Regions from separate parts of the Homo sapiens genome. Here region 2 is linked to region 1. Evidence: read pairs that join two places in POLR2A ChIA-PET (ENCODE). Cell type or tissue: Panc1. All regions are shown on one strand. Each heading gives the region's core, and the rest is flanking DNA. Links, peaks and the distances in the headings are about the cores only.

What was found. ChIA-PET counts read pairs that join two places held together with the same protein. Peaks named below come from ENCODE experiments on the same cell type or tissue, not always from the same donor. Only the 100,000 strongest peaks of a DNase experiment are listed, where the experiment ranks them.
Region 2: POLR2A ChIA-PET joins it to region 1 with 5 read pairs; 1 of 35 experiments calls an interaction of 5 or more read pairs at or near these places.

Annotation. Positions count from the first base shown.
Region 1 is chr19:39,189,855-39,197,859 of GRCh38, reverse strand. It overlaps NCCRP1 (NCCRP1, F-box associated domain containing), which reads right to left and starts at 896. Exons shown (of 6, transcript NM_001001414.2): 1 at 541-896. The coding sequence starts at 877. In Panc1, for the core only: no CTCF peak of the experiment used is centred there; a DNase peak (open chromatin) is centred at 2,569.
Region 2 is chr19:39,036,441-39,042,937 of GRCh38, reverse strand. No RefSeq gene overlaps it. Among named protein-coding and RNA genes, the nearest start is that of FBXO27, 7.1 kb to the right of the region's middle. In Panc1, for the core only: no CTCF peak of the experiment used is centred there; a DNase peak (open chromatin) is centred at 4,538; H3K4me3 peaks cover 476 bases; H3K27ac peaks cover 1,386 bases.

The DNA of each region.
Region 1 (8,005 bases), core at 1-5,000:
CAGACAGAGACAGAGGGACAGAGAGAAGAACCCAGAGAAAGAGACAGGCCAAGAGTTTGAAACCAGCCCAGCCTGGCCAACATGACGAAACCCTGTGTCTACTAAAAATACAAAAATTAGCCAGGCATGGTGGTGCATGCCTGTAATCCCAGCTACTCGGGAGACTGAGGCAGGAGAATTGCCTGAGCCTGGGAGGCGGAGGTTGCAGTGAGCTGAGATTGCACCACTGCATTCCAGCCTGGGCGACAGCAAGACTCCGTCTCAAGAGACAGAAACATAGGCAGAGGGGGAGAGAGAGAGGAGGAGAGAGAAAGAGAGATGGAGAGGTGTGAGGGAGAGGTGTGAGAGAGGTAGGTAAGAGACATGACAGAGAGACAGGTGGTAAAATGGAGAGGCACAATGACAGAAAAAGAGACAGAGGGATGCAGAGAAATGCATAGACAGAGAGAGACAAAGAGGTAGAGAGATAAGGAAACAGGGAAAGAGGAAGAGACAGACGGTCAGGGTGGTGCCTCCTGGCTGCTCTGGGCCCTTGCGCACCTTCGGGGTTGGGCGAGCGCAGCAGGTTGCGGTAGAGCGGCCGCCGCAACAGGAGCAGCTTCCAGGTGAGGCGCTGGGGCAGCTCCAGGCCCCCGCTCAGCGGCCCCCACTCCTCCAGCAGCAGCTGCCGGGCGTGAGCCTCGGACGGCTGCGCCGGCTCGGGGAGCTCGGGGGCCTCCGGGGCTGCGGGCGATGGCAGCGACGGCGGCGAGGGCAGTGGTGGCGGCGACGGCGGCGGTGAAGGCGACCGTGGCGAGGGAGGCAGCTCCTGGAGGCTCGCGGGCCCATCGGCTTCCATCCCGCCACCGAGCGCGTGTCCCTCACGCACCTCCTCCATCCCTCGAGGCTGCGCGACTGTCCCGGTTTCACAGGGCTGGGGTTAACTGGGAGCGGGAAGGGGCAGGGCACCCTGGCTGACATTTAAGAGAGGGGCGTGTCGGGGGAGGATCTTGTCCCTCGGACCCTCCTCCCTCAGACCCAGGAGTCCAGGCCCCTAGCCCCTCCTCCCTCAGACCCAGGAATTCAAGACCCCAGCCCCTCCTCCCTCAGACCCAGGAGTCCAGGCCCCTAGCCCCTCCTCCCTCAGACCCAGGAATTCAAGACCCCAGCCCCTCCTCCCTCAGACCCAGGAGTCCAGGCACCAGCCCCTCTTCCCGCAGACCCAGGAATCCAGGCCCCCAGTCCGTCCTCCCTCAGATCCAGGAGTCCAGGCACCAGCCCCTCCTTCTTCAGACCCAGAAGTCCAGGCACCAGCCCCCTCCTTAGGTCCCCAGACTTCCTGCCCCAATTTTCCCAGGGCCAGCTGAGGACCCAGCGTGAGCCTGACAGAGCGTGTGACTAATGTGCTAATGCCAGGGCTCCGGGCTGTCTAATGGGACCCGTGCACCTCATTAAGATCCAGCATGGCAGGATTAAGAGGCTAATTAACGAAGACCCCCCTCCTCCCCCTCCCCACTCTGCAGAGGGGGAGTGGATGGATGAGCTGAGGTGCAAAGGGAAGGTCCTGCCTCTGCCACTTCCTTCTCTGTCCTCACCTGGGACACCCCCTTGGGGCCCTGACACATACTGTCCAGAAAACCAAGGTGAGGAGAGCAGAGAGACACCCAAAACCAGAGATGAGGAGCCTCAGAGATGGGGGACCCCAGGGAGGCACAAAGATGGCAGTGAGAGGGAAGCAGTGATCCCAACTGGGTGTTCTGGGGGCCTGCACCCCTGCCTGGGACTGGGGTGGGGGGCTGCAGAAGCCTCCCCCATCAGAGGTCACGAGGAGGTGGGAGCAAGGGACGGGGCACAGGTGGGGACAGGAGGTCAGGTGTGGAGGAAGTGGGGTGGCAGAGGAACCTGTAGCGCCAGATTCCCACAGCCACTTCCTGCCCGTGGCCACATCCCTCTACCTGGCCCAGGTAAGCTCAGCACTGAGCGCTTGCTTCTCTCTCTCTCTCTCTCTCTGATGGAGTCTCACTCTGTCACCCAGGCTGAAGTGCAGAAGCACGATCTCAGCTCACTGCAACCTCCGCCTCCCGGGTTGAAGTGATTCTCCTGCCTCAGCCTCCCGAGTAGCTGGGATTACAGGCATGTGCCACCACACCCAGCTAATTTTGTAGTTTTAGAAGAGACGAGGTTTCACCCTCTTGATCAGACTGGTCTCAAACTCCTGACCTCAAGTGATCCACCTGCCTTGGCCTCCCAAAGTGCTGGGATTACAGGCGTGAGTGCTTTCTACTGAGCGCCTCTAAGTTCATTTCATTCTCCTACAAAGACAAGGTGGGTGCTACTATGACTGGCATTTTATAGGTAAAGGAAAAGTAACAGCAAACATGTGTGTGCAGCTGTGTGCTGGCGGATGCCCTCTGGGACGGGTCTTTCCAATACAACAACCCTGTGAGGGGTGCCATGGAAACAGAAGCTGCCTTCCCAGGCTGGGTCCCATATAGTCCCAGATAACTCCACATGCTTTCACAGGCACTTCCTGCCCCAACGCTCAGACACTCACAGACACTCAGCGGGTGGGGGACAGAAGTCACGCCCCAGTGATAATGATCATGTAATTGAGGCTGCCCTCATGCCAGGCATTGCACTAAGTCCATTAGTTGCAATGGACTTAGGTAATTAATTAGGCAATTAATTCAGTCTCCACATCCACCCTAGGAAGTAGCATGACTAGGAAGTCATGTGCATTTAGCAGATGAAGAAACTAGGCACAGAGAGGTCTAGTAACTCACCCAAGGTTGCACAGCTGGTACACAACGAGTTAGACACACTCGCATACAGAATCTTAGAGAACATACACAGGGACACAGATTCAAATTGCCCCCAAGGGCTGAGTGTGGTGGCTCACACCGGTAATCTAACACTTTGGGAGGCTGAGGCAGGAAGATCACTTGAACCCACGAGTTTGAGACCAGCCTGGGCAACATGGCAAGACCCCATCTCTACAAAAAAATTAATAAATTATCTCAGTTTGGTGGAACACACCTGTGGTCCCAGCTACTCAAGAGGCTGAGGTGGGAGGATCGCTTGAGCCCAGGAGGTCAAAGTTGCAGTGACCTGAGATCGCATCACTGCATTTTAGCCTGGGTGACAGAATGAGATCCTGTCTCAAAGAAACAAAAAACAAAAACAGGCCAGGCGCAGTGGCTCACACCTGTAATCTTAGCACTTTGGGAGGCCAAGGCAGGCGGATCACTTGAGGTCAGGAGTTCAAGACCAGCCTGGCTAACATGGTGAAACCCCCATCTCTACTAAAAAAAAAAAAAAATACAAAAAAAAAAAAAATTAGCTGGGCATGGTGGTGCGTGCCTGTAGTCCCAGCTACTCGGGAGGCTGAGGCCGGAGAATCGCTTGAATCCAGGAGGCAGAGGTTGCAGTGAACTGAGATCGTGCCACTGCACTCCAGGCTGGGCAACAGAGCAAGACTCCATCTCAAAAACAAAACAAAACAAAAAACAAATCGCCCCTGGGAAGAAACATGGGCTCATACAGAAGCAAGCAGGAGATGATGGTTACATTTATTGAGTCTTGGACTCTTTGAACCTCACAACCCTGCAGAGTTGGGAACTGGTAATTGTATCTCTATTGACAGATCAGGGAACTGAGGCAAGAGAGGTGAAGTGACTGCCCTGGAAAGTTGGGAATTAACCAGTGCCCAGCGGGTGGGGAAAAACCAGGGGAGGGAGCAGATCAACAAATACTGCACCTGGAAGTCCCCAGCAGATTCCCAGGCAAACACTGGCAGAGCTCACAACACACGCACGACCAGACACTCCCACCACCACCACACGCACACAAACCCACGCCCTTGTCCTGGCTGCCCACCCTCCCTGCCTGAGACCTGTCATCGCCATGGGGGAGGAGGAGAAGGAGAAGGAGGGGTGTCTGGTGAGTGTAGTCAGAGCTGTGCCCAGGTCAGAATCCAGGGCAGGGAGTGGCTGGGAGCCGGAGGAGACTAGGACAGAAGGGCAGCCAGGAGTCTGTAGAGTGGCTGGATGCGGTGGCTTGTGCCTGTAATCTCAGCACTTTGGGAAGCTGAGGCGGGCAGATCACTTGAGCCTAGGAGTTGGATACCAGCCTGGGCAACGTGGTGAGACCTCGTTAGCCAGGCGTGGTGGCACATGCCTGTAGTCCCAGCTACTTGGGAGGATGAGGCAGGAGGATTGTTTGAGCCTGGGAGGTGGAGGTTGCAGTGATCTGAGATGGCGCCGCCACTGCACTGCAGCCTGGGTGATGGAGCGAGACCCTGTCTCAAAAAACAATAATAATAGGCCGGGCTCGGTGGCTCACACCTGTAATCCCAGAACTCTGGGAGGCTGAGGTGGGCAGATCACTTGAGGTCAGGAGTTTGAGACCAGTCTGGCCAACATGGTGAAACTAAAAATACAATCTCTACTAAAAATACCAAAAATTAACCAGGCATGGTGGTACATGCCTGTAATCCCAGCTACTGAGGATAATCACTTGAACTGGGGAGGTGGAGGTTGCAGTGAGTCAAGATGGCACCACTGCACTCCAGCCTGGGCAACAGAGAGAGATTCTGTCTCAAAAAATAAAAAATAAAAAGAATTGAAAAAAAAATAATAAAGGAAAATAAAGAAAACTAGAGTCTGTAGAGATTGACATCCCCTCCTGCCTACCCCTACCCTGGCTGTGGTTTTCACATGATCTCCTTTCTGGGTGCCTCGCTCACATCTGTTCCACACACACCCATACACATGACAGCCACAGGGGTTGGACTAAAGCCTGAACTGTGTCACTCCCCCAGTTAAGCCCTCCATGACTCCCCAGTGCCCTCAGGAGAAAAATCCCATCTCTTTGGCCAGCATCCAAGGTCCTGGGTTTCTGGTCTCTGCCTCCAGGACCTGTTCTCTTGCATCTCAGGGCTTTTGTGGTTCCCAAACTCAGCGGTTCCCAAACTTTAGGGCAGGTTCTGTCAGATTCACCCAGGGAGCCTCTGAGAAATGTGCATTTATTTCCAAGGAGCCGGCTTCAGTAATTGTGATGGGCCCCAGAATCTATGAGAAACCCTTTTACTTCAATCCAAGGGATCCAGGGCCACAGCTGGGCCCTGCAAAGCCAAGTGCATTATTATTATTATTATTATTATTATTATTATTATTATTTGAGTTAGGATCTTTCCCTGTTGCCCAGGCTGGAGTGCAGTGATGCTGATCACAGCTCACTGCAGCCTCGGCCTCCCAAAGTGCTGGGATGACAGGGGTGAACCACACTGCACCCGGCCTCCAAGTGCATTCTAACAATAAGTCCCAAACGTCCCCCTCTCTCCAGCAGGGGGATGGTAAAGTCCCTAATATGGGGGTTCAGCCCCGACAGGCTATTTCCCAAATACGTCAAAGCCTGGGTGACCAACACAGTCCCTCTTCCCCAAAGCCACGTCTCATATATCACGAAGTACAGAAAGCACGAGCAGTGGTATGACCACGTTGGAAAAGGATTGCACAATTTCTTTTCTTTTTTTTCTTTTTTTTAGACAGAGTCTTGCTCTGTCGCCCAGGCTAGAGTGCAGTGGCGTGATCTTGGCTCACTGTAACTTCCCGACTCCCAGGTTCAAGCGATTCTCCTGCCTCAGCCTCCTGAGTAGCTGAGATTACAGGCATGCACCACCACACCCAGCTAATTTTTTTGTATTTTTAGTAGAGATGAGGTTTCACCATATTGGCCAGGCTGGTCTTGAACTCCTGATCTTGTGATCCACCCGCCCCGGCCTCCCAAAGTGTTGGGATTACAGGCATGAGCTCCTGCACCTGGCCGACAATTTCTTATAAAACAAAAAATATGCACAACCTACGACACAGTGACCCTGCTCTGAAGTAGTTAGCCAAGGGAAATGAAAACATTGTCCACACAGAGACCTGGTCACGGTACTTTTTCATAACAGCTGCAAACTGAGGGGAACCCGAGTGCCCAGCAACGAGTGGGTGCATAAACTAACTGGAATGGCCACAATGGAGCACACTTCAGCAAGGAGAGGAATCACCTTTTTTTTTTTTTTTTTTTTTTTTTTTGAGACAGGGTCTGGCTCTGTCTCCCAGGCTGAAGTCCAGGGGCACGATCTCGGCTTAATGCAACCTCCATCTCCTGGGCTCAAACGATCCTCCTGCTTCAGCCTCCCAAGTAGCTGGGACCACAAACACACACCACCAAGCCCAACTAATTTTTGTATTTTTTTGTAGAGACAGGGAGTCTCCTCATGTTGCCCAGGCTGGTCTCGAACTCCTGAGCTCAAGCAATCCTCCCGCCTCGGCCTCCCAAAGTGTTAGATTACAGGTGTGAGCCACCACGCCCAGCCCAGGAATGATCTATGGGTACATACAAAACACAGATGACTCTCAAACACATTGTGATGAATGAAAGAAGCCAGGCAATACAGTGATACATTTTTAAAATTTATTTATTTTACAAATTTTGTATTTTTTGTAGTGATGGGAGTCTCACTGTGTTGCCCAGGCTGGTCTCACATTCCCGGGCTCAAGAGATAGTCCTGCCTCGACTTACCAAAGTGCTGGGATTATAGGTGTGAGCCACTAGGCCTGGCCAGTGATAGATTTTAGAGCATAAAGAAAAAAGAAAGCCGGGCGCGGCGGATCACGCCTGTAATCCCAACGCTTTGGGACACCGAGACGGGCGAATCACCTGAGCTCAGGAGTTCAAGACCAGTCTGGCCAACATGATGAAGCCCTGTCTCTACTAATAATACAAAAATTAGCCAAGCGTTGATGCACGCCTGTAATCCCAGCCACTCGGGAGGCACGAGAGTCGCTTGAACTCGGGAGGCAGAGGTTGCAGTGAGCCAAAATTGCACCACTGCTCAGTGTCGCCTTGGCGACAGAGTGAAACTCCGACTCAAAGTAAATAAATAAACAAAAGAACAATAAAGAAAAAGGAAAGAAAGAAGCCAGACATAAAAGAGTACCGACTATGTGATTCCAGTTATCTAAAGTTCTGGAAAAAGCAAAACTAATCTAGAATCAGATACAGCAGGTCTGTAATTTCACGAGGCTGGTGGGGCTTAACTACAAAAAGGCACAAGAGTAAATGCTGTGGGCTGATGAGAAAGTTCCATTTTAATTGCAGTTGTCATTATATGGGTGTATACATTTGTCAAAATTCAGCAAACTGTAGATTTAAAATGGGCGTAGTTTATTGTATGTAAATTATACCTCAATAAGAAACAAAACAAAAACAGTATGCCAATTCTCTCTATGTTGCTAATAAGAAAGTATCTACGAGGCAGTTATTAAGTAGAAGAGCAAGATATGGAACAGTGGGCCTTGTGCTTCAAAATGGATGCCGAAGAAGAAAAAGAAGAAGAAAATATACATACATATATATATATATATATATATATGTATATAAAATGAAGATTTGTCAGATCTCTTCCAGAAAGTGACTCTGCGGGCGAGATCTGGTGGCGTCCGAGACAGGCAAGGTGGGGACAATGACTTTGTACTCTATGTCCTTTGAAACTTTTGGATTTGGTATCACTTATGCGTATTACTTCTTTTAAGTATTACACTTTTTTTTTTTTTTTCCTGAGATGGAGTCTCGCCCTGTCACCCAGACTGGAGTGCAGTGGCACGATCTTGGCTCACTGCAACCTCCACCTCCCGGGTTGGAGCGATTCTCCTGCCTCAGCCTCCCGAGTAGCTGGGATTACAGGCACCTGCCACCACACCCAGCTAATTTTTGTATTTTTACTAGAGATGGGGTTTCACCATGTTGGCCAGGTTGTTCTCAAACTCCTGACCTCAAGTGATCTGCTCACCTCAGCCTCCCAAAGTGCTGGGATTACAGGCATGAGCCACTGTGCCCAGCCTATTACACTTTTAAGTGTAATTTTTGAGACAGTCTCACTCTGTTGCCCAGACTGGAGTGCAGTGGTGCAATCTCGGCTCACTGCAACCTCTGCCTCTTAAGTTCAAGCCATTCTCCTGCCTCAGCCTCCCCAGTA
Region 2 (6,497 bases), core at 1,498-6,497, 160 kb after region 1:
ATTGGTCTCATTTCAGCGTATAGGGCTTTGGAAACAGAGCAGCTTTTACTTTATTTATTTATTTATTTAGACAGAATTTTTTCTGTTACCCAGGCTGGAGTGCAGCAGCGCAATCTCAGCTCACTGCAACCTCCACCTTCCAGGTTCAAGCAGTTCTCGTGTCTCAGCCTCCCGAATAGCTGGGTCTACAGGTACATGCCACCAAGCCTGGGTAATTTTTGTATTTTTATTAGAGATGGGGTTTCACTGTGTTGGCCAGGCTGGTCTCGAACTCCCAATATCAAGTGATCTGCCCACCTCGGCCTCCCAAAACGCTGGGATTACAGGCGTGAGCCACCTCGCCCATCCAGCCGTTGCTTTTAGTCAGAGAGTTGTAGCAATATATTGGAGGAAGTCAGGAGAATTCAGGAACTCGTCCAGTCTATAGGTAGATAACAAGAACTTAAAAACAGTGCACAGGGCTGCAATCTATTAATAGGTATATTATAGTTTTTCTTTAGAAATGTAACTTTTTCTCTCCACATTTATCATATAGGAATCTCAGATTTAGAAACCTCTTGAGGCTCAGAAGCCAAACCAAGGCAGACTTTAGATTTTACCAACAGGTTCTTAAGGTTCTTGGGCCTGCCAGAAAGGGGCCATTTTTACTCATTCATTGTAAGACTGGGAACTCTTGAAGCCAGGCATTTATGTATATTTTAAAATATAATACTTCAGGCCAGGCATGGTGGCTCACACCTGTAACCACAGCACTCTGGGAGGCCAAGGTGAGTGGATCATCTGAGGTCAGGAGCTCGAGACCAGCCTGGCCAACATGGTGAAACCCTGTCTCTACTAAAAATACAAAAAAAAAAAAAAATTAGCTGGGCATGGTGGTGCACACCAGTGATCCCAGCACTCGGGAGGCTAAGGCAGGACAATCACTTGAACCTGGGAGGCAGAGGTTGCAGTGAGCTGAGATCGTGCCACTGCACTCCAGCCTGGGCAACAGAGTGAAACTTGGTCTCAATAAATAAATTAATTAATTAATTAATTAAAATAAAATATGACACTTCAGTCAAAGCCTTGGTGATATAGCCAGTGTTTTCTATTATATCTTGCTTATAAAGAAAGGGCAGACTTTTTCTGAACTTATGTAAATAAAAATAAGAATACTCACGAAGAGTTTCCAGATTTTGGAGGAATCAAGTGAGGAGAAAAAGCAAATGCTTTCACCTTTTGTTGTTGTTGCTGTTGTTTTTGGAGGAGTCTGGCTCTATCACCTGTTACCCAGGCTGTAGTGCAATGGCAAAGTCTTGGCTCACTGCAACCTCTGTCTCCTGGGTTCAAGCAATTCTCCTGCCTCAGCCTCCCAAGTAGCTGGGATTACAGGTGTGTCCCACCATGCCTGGCTCATTTTTGTATTTTTAATAGGGACAGGGTTTCACCATGTTGGCCAGGTTGGTCTCGAACTCCTGACCTCAAGTGATCTGCCTGCCTCGGCCTCCCAAAGTGCTGGGATTACAGCCATGAGCCACCACGCCTGGCCAAGACCTGATGGTTTTATAAGGGGCTTTTCCCCTTTTGCTCAGCACTTCTCTCTCCTGCTGCCCTGTGAAGAGGGGCATGTTGATTCCCCTTTTGCCATGATTGTAAGTTTCTTGAGGCCTGCCCAGCCATGCTGAAGAACTGTGAGTCAATTAAACCTCTTTCCTTTATAAATTATCCAGTCTTGGGTATTTATTCATAGCAACTTGAGAACGGACTAATACAGTAACCTTAAATTTTAGTGAAAACCTGGGAAGCAAGAAATATTGCATTGCCTGTCACATATGAGTATTTTATAAACGAAAATCATTTAATAACTTTACAAACATGTTTTCCCATAATTTTCGTGTATTAATAGACTCCAAAATATTTAGTTTTTATAATTATAAGAAGCCAGCTGGAGCTGGGCATGGTGGCTCATGCCTGTAATCCCAGCACTTTGGGAGGCTGAGGTGAGTGGGTCACTTGAGGTCAGGAGTTTGAGACCACTCTGGCCAACATGGTGAAACCGCATCTCTACTAAAAATACGAAAATTAGCCCAGCACGGTGGTGGGTGCCTATAATCCCAGCTACTTGGGAGGCTGAGGCAGGAAAATCTCTTGAACCCAGGAGGTAGAGGTTGTAGTGAGCTGAGATCATGCCACTGAACTCCAGCCTGGGAGACAGAGCGAGTCTCCATCACAAGAAAAAGAAGAAGAAGAGAAAAAGAAGCTAGCTGGGCACAGTGACTCATGCCTATATCCTAGCAATTTAGAAGGCCAAAGCAGACAGAACACTTGAGCCCAGGAGTTCAAGACCAGCCTGGGCAACATAGCAAAACTTTGTCTCTGCAAAAAATAAAAAACTTAGCTAGGCATGGTGGTGCACACCTATAGTTCCAGGTACTTGGGAGGCTCAGCTGGAGGATCACCTGAGCCCAGGGAGATTGAGGCTGCAGTGTGAACCTAATTAACAAACAGAGAGAGGTTCTATAAAAGAAGAGATGTTTGCACCAGGCACGTTGGCTCACACCTGTAATCCCAGCACTTTGGGAGGCTGAGGTGGGCGGATCACCTGAGGTCAGGAGTTCAAGACTAGCCTGATCAACATGGTGAAATCCCATCTCTACTAAAAATACAAAAAAAAATAGTTGGGTGTGGTGGTGGGCGCCTGTAATCCCAGCCACTCAGGAGGCCAAGGCAGGAGAATCACTTGAACTGGGGAGGCAAAGGTTGCAGTGAGCCGAGATTGCGCCACTGCACTCCAGCCTGGGCAACAGAGCCAGATTCCATCTCAAAAAAAAAGAGAGAAAAGATGTTTGTTTGGGAATACAGCACTGCAATGAGAATCTGCATGCCATAGTGAACTATGTGCAGATTCAGGAAGGTAAAGGAAGACAAAGGCTCTTACAAGAAAAAATGAGGAGTACATAATTGTTTTGAAATAATTATCCTTGACTACAAAGATCAAAATCGAGGGTGATGCCCGTTCGAGGTCAGACAGGCAGCTCTTCCACGGAGGGCTTTGTAGAACCATTTTTTGTGTAAAGTTGTAATGCCCTTTGGGCAAGTTTATGGTTTCTGTAGAGTCTTTTGTAATCATTTTTGTTATCAGGCGTATAAACATGAGAACTCTGTCTTTATGGCGTTCCCTGGCTCTATTTGTCAAGGTTTTCTTTTTCTTTTTTTTTTTTGAGATGGAGTCTTGCTCTGTCAACCAGGCTGGAGTGCAGTGTGACGCCATCTCGGCTTACTGTAACCTCCATCTCCTGGGTTCAAGCGATTCTCCTGTCTCAGCCTCCTGAGTAGCTGGGACTACAGGTGTGCACCACCATGCCTGGCTAATTTTTGTATGTTTAGTAGAGATGGGGTTTCGCCATGTTGGCCAGGCTGGTCTCAAACTCCTGACCTCAAATGATCCACCTCCCCTTCAGCCTCCCAAAGTGCTGGGAATAAGGCATGAGCCACTACGCCCGGCCTACCCAGGAAAGAATTCAAGGGCAATCCAGAGGTAGAAGAAACAGCTTTATTGAAGTGGCAGTGTCACAGCTCGGTGGTCGCTACTGCAGAGCAGGGCTATTCATAGGCAGGCAGTAGCAGCCCAGGGCAGTTCCACAGTCATATTTATACCCACTTTTAATTTTGCATGCAGATTAAGGGGCGTTTCATGCAGAAATTTCTAGGGAAGGAGGAGTAATCATTGGGTCATTGCTGTGGAAAGGGGCAGTAACTCGTGGTGTTGCCATGGCGATAGTAAATTGACATGGCACACTGGTGGGCCTGTCTCATAGAAAGCCGTTTCCGGCTGAGCGCAGTGGCTCACACCTGTAATCCCAGCACTTTGGGAGGCCCAGGTGAGTGGATCACCTGAGGTCTGGAGTTCGAGACCAGCCTGGCCAACATGGTGAAACCCCGTCTCTACTAAAAATACAAAATTAGGCAGGTGTGGTGGGGTGCGCCTGTAATCCCAGCTACTCGGGAGGCTGAGGCAGGAGAATCGCTTGCACCTGGGAGGCAGAGGTTGGAGTGAGCTGAGCTTGTACCACTGCACTCCAGCCTGGCCGACAGAGCAAGACTCTGTCTTAATAATAATAATAATAATAATAATAATAATAATAATAATAATAATAGAAAGCTGGCCGGGCGCCGTGGCTCGCGCCTGTAATCCCATAACTTTGGGAGGCTGAGGCGGGCGAATTGCGAGGTCAGGAGATGGAGACCATCCTGGCTAACACGGTGAAACCCAGTCTCTACTAAAAACACAAAAAATTAGCCGAGCGTGGTGGCACATGACTGTAGTCCCAGCTACTCGAGGGGCTGAGGTAGGAAAATCGCTTGAACCTGGGAGGCGGAGGTTGCAGTGAGCCGACCAACTCCAGCCCGGCAACAGAGCGAGACTCCATCTCAAATAAATAAATAAATACATAAATAAATAAAACTGCTTCCCACCCTCCTGCTGTCCTCCACCGCCCTGTTCTACCAAGTCCTCAGTCTGATCTGGTGTCCAAGCCACGCCTCTGGAGTCGAGTCCCGCCTCCTACCTCACTCTAATCCTGTTAACAATGGCCTCCAGGGAGAGCTGTAGTCCAGAAAGCCGCATTGGTGGAACCTCTAACACCCTTGGAATTAGTCGTGCAGCCCACTTCTCTGTTCCCGGAGGTCCATGACATTTCTACTTCTGCAAACTGGACCAGCAGGACTTTCCCCAGCTTCCCACCCACACCCCTAGCAGAGAGAGAAGACTGCAGCCCCCACTCACGTTTGCTTTGCATCAGTGTTGCTCAACCTCATCAGAGCCAGTGCTCCCGATGTATAGCAAATAATTTCTTACCTTGAAATGAAACACTTAGATAATAAAACCTAGCTCCAAAATGCCCTAACTATAAGGTAAAGGGGAAATAAAAGGAGAGAAATTTAAGTTAGCAGAGCCTGGTGGCGTGTGCCTGCAATCCCAGCTACTCGGGAGGCTGAGGAAGGAGAATCACTTGAAGCCAGGAGGCGGAGGTTGCAGTGAGCCGAGATCGTGCCACTGCACTCCAGCCTGGGCAACAGAACGAGACTCCATCTCAAAAAAAAAAAAATGTGTATCAACATGCAAGGGATGTTTGGCTTGATTCCTGTAAGATTCAGCTACTCAATGCTTCGTCCTGGGAGCATAGGCTTTGGCATCTTCTGGGAGTTTGTTACAAATGTGGGCCTGATGATTTGGAATCCCCAGGGGGTTTGGTATATCTCTAGAACATTTCCCCCTCTGTGTGGAGTCTCTGAAGCAACAGCTCCATAAAACCCACAGCTGGCCCTCCTGAATTAAGAGATTTCCTGGTTTGCTGAACTGAAGAACAACTCTGCTTTATCCATTACAAGGAAGGTAATTTTGAAAGTGCCAATCCGTTTTTTTGTTCTCTGTTTCTGCTTTCCTCAGCCCTTTTCTGGCTATAAAGTATAGGGACAAGGCCAGTGTGATGGCTCACACCTGTAATCCCAGCACTTTGGGAGACCAAGGCAGGAGGATCACTTGAGGCCAAGAGTTTGAGATGAGACTGGATGGACATTGTAGCAAGACCCCATCTCTGCAAAAAAAATTTTAAAATTACCCAGACATGGTGGGACTATAGCTGTGCCTATAATCCCATGTATTCGAGAGGCTGAGATGGGAGGATCACTTGAGGCTGGGAGGTCACAGCTGCAGTGACCTGACTCATGCCTGCAATCCCAGCACTTTGAGAGGCTGAGGTGGGAGGATGGCTTGAGCCTGGGAGGTCAAGTCTGCAGTGAGCCAGGATCACACCACTGCACTCCAAACTGGGTGACAGAGTGAGACTTCATCTCAAAAGAACTTTATAAAATTTTTAACAAGTGAAGGGACAAGTGAAACTTTCCATCCACCGTCTCTGAAGGCTTGATAATTTGAGTCTCTGAAATAAACTTGACAGTAGACAAATGAACTAGAGAAAAGGCACACAAATCCATTATGTGCACACACAGAGAAACCCCACAAAGTATGAGATTCAAAGAAGGTCCAGATGGTTGAAGCTTAAATAGCATTTTGAGATACAGAAATAGATAGGGGCTAGGAGGCTTCTGGACCATGGTGGTGACAAGCTAAGGTAGGGTGAAGGGCAGAACTGCACTAAGAACAAAGGTCATCTTATTTGCAGATAAAGTCTCTCAGGTAGCAGCCCTCAGAGAGATGGGTGAATCCTGTCTGGGTGTGGTGTCTTTGGGGTGGACACCAAGAGTCTTGCCCTTGGGAGGAGAACCAGGGACTGGAAAAGGACACTGACTTTTCAGTATCTGCCCTTTTGACCTACTTGGAATTTTTTTTTTTTTTTTTTTTTTTTTGAGATGGAGTCTTGCTCTGTCACCCAGGTTACAGTGCAGTGGCTCAATCTCAACTTACTCCAACCTCCGCTTCCCAGGTTTGAGCGATTCTCCTGCCTCAGCCTCCTGAGTAGCTGGGACTATAGGTGTGTGCCACCACACCCAGCTAA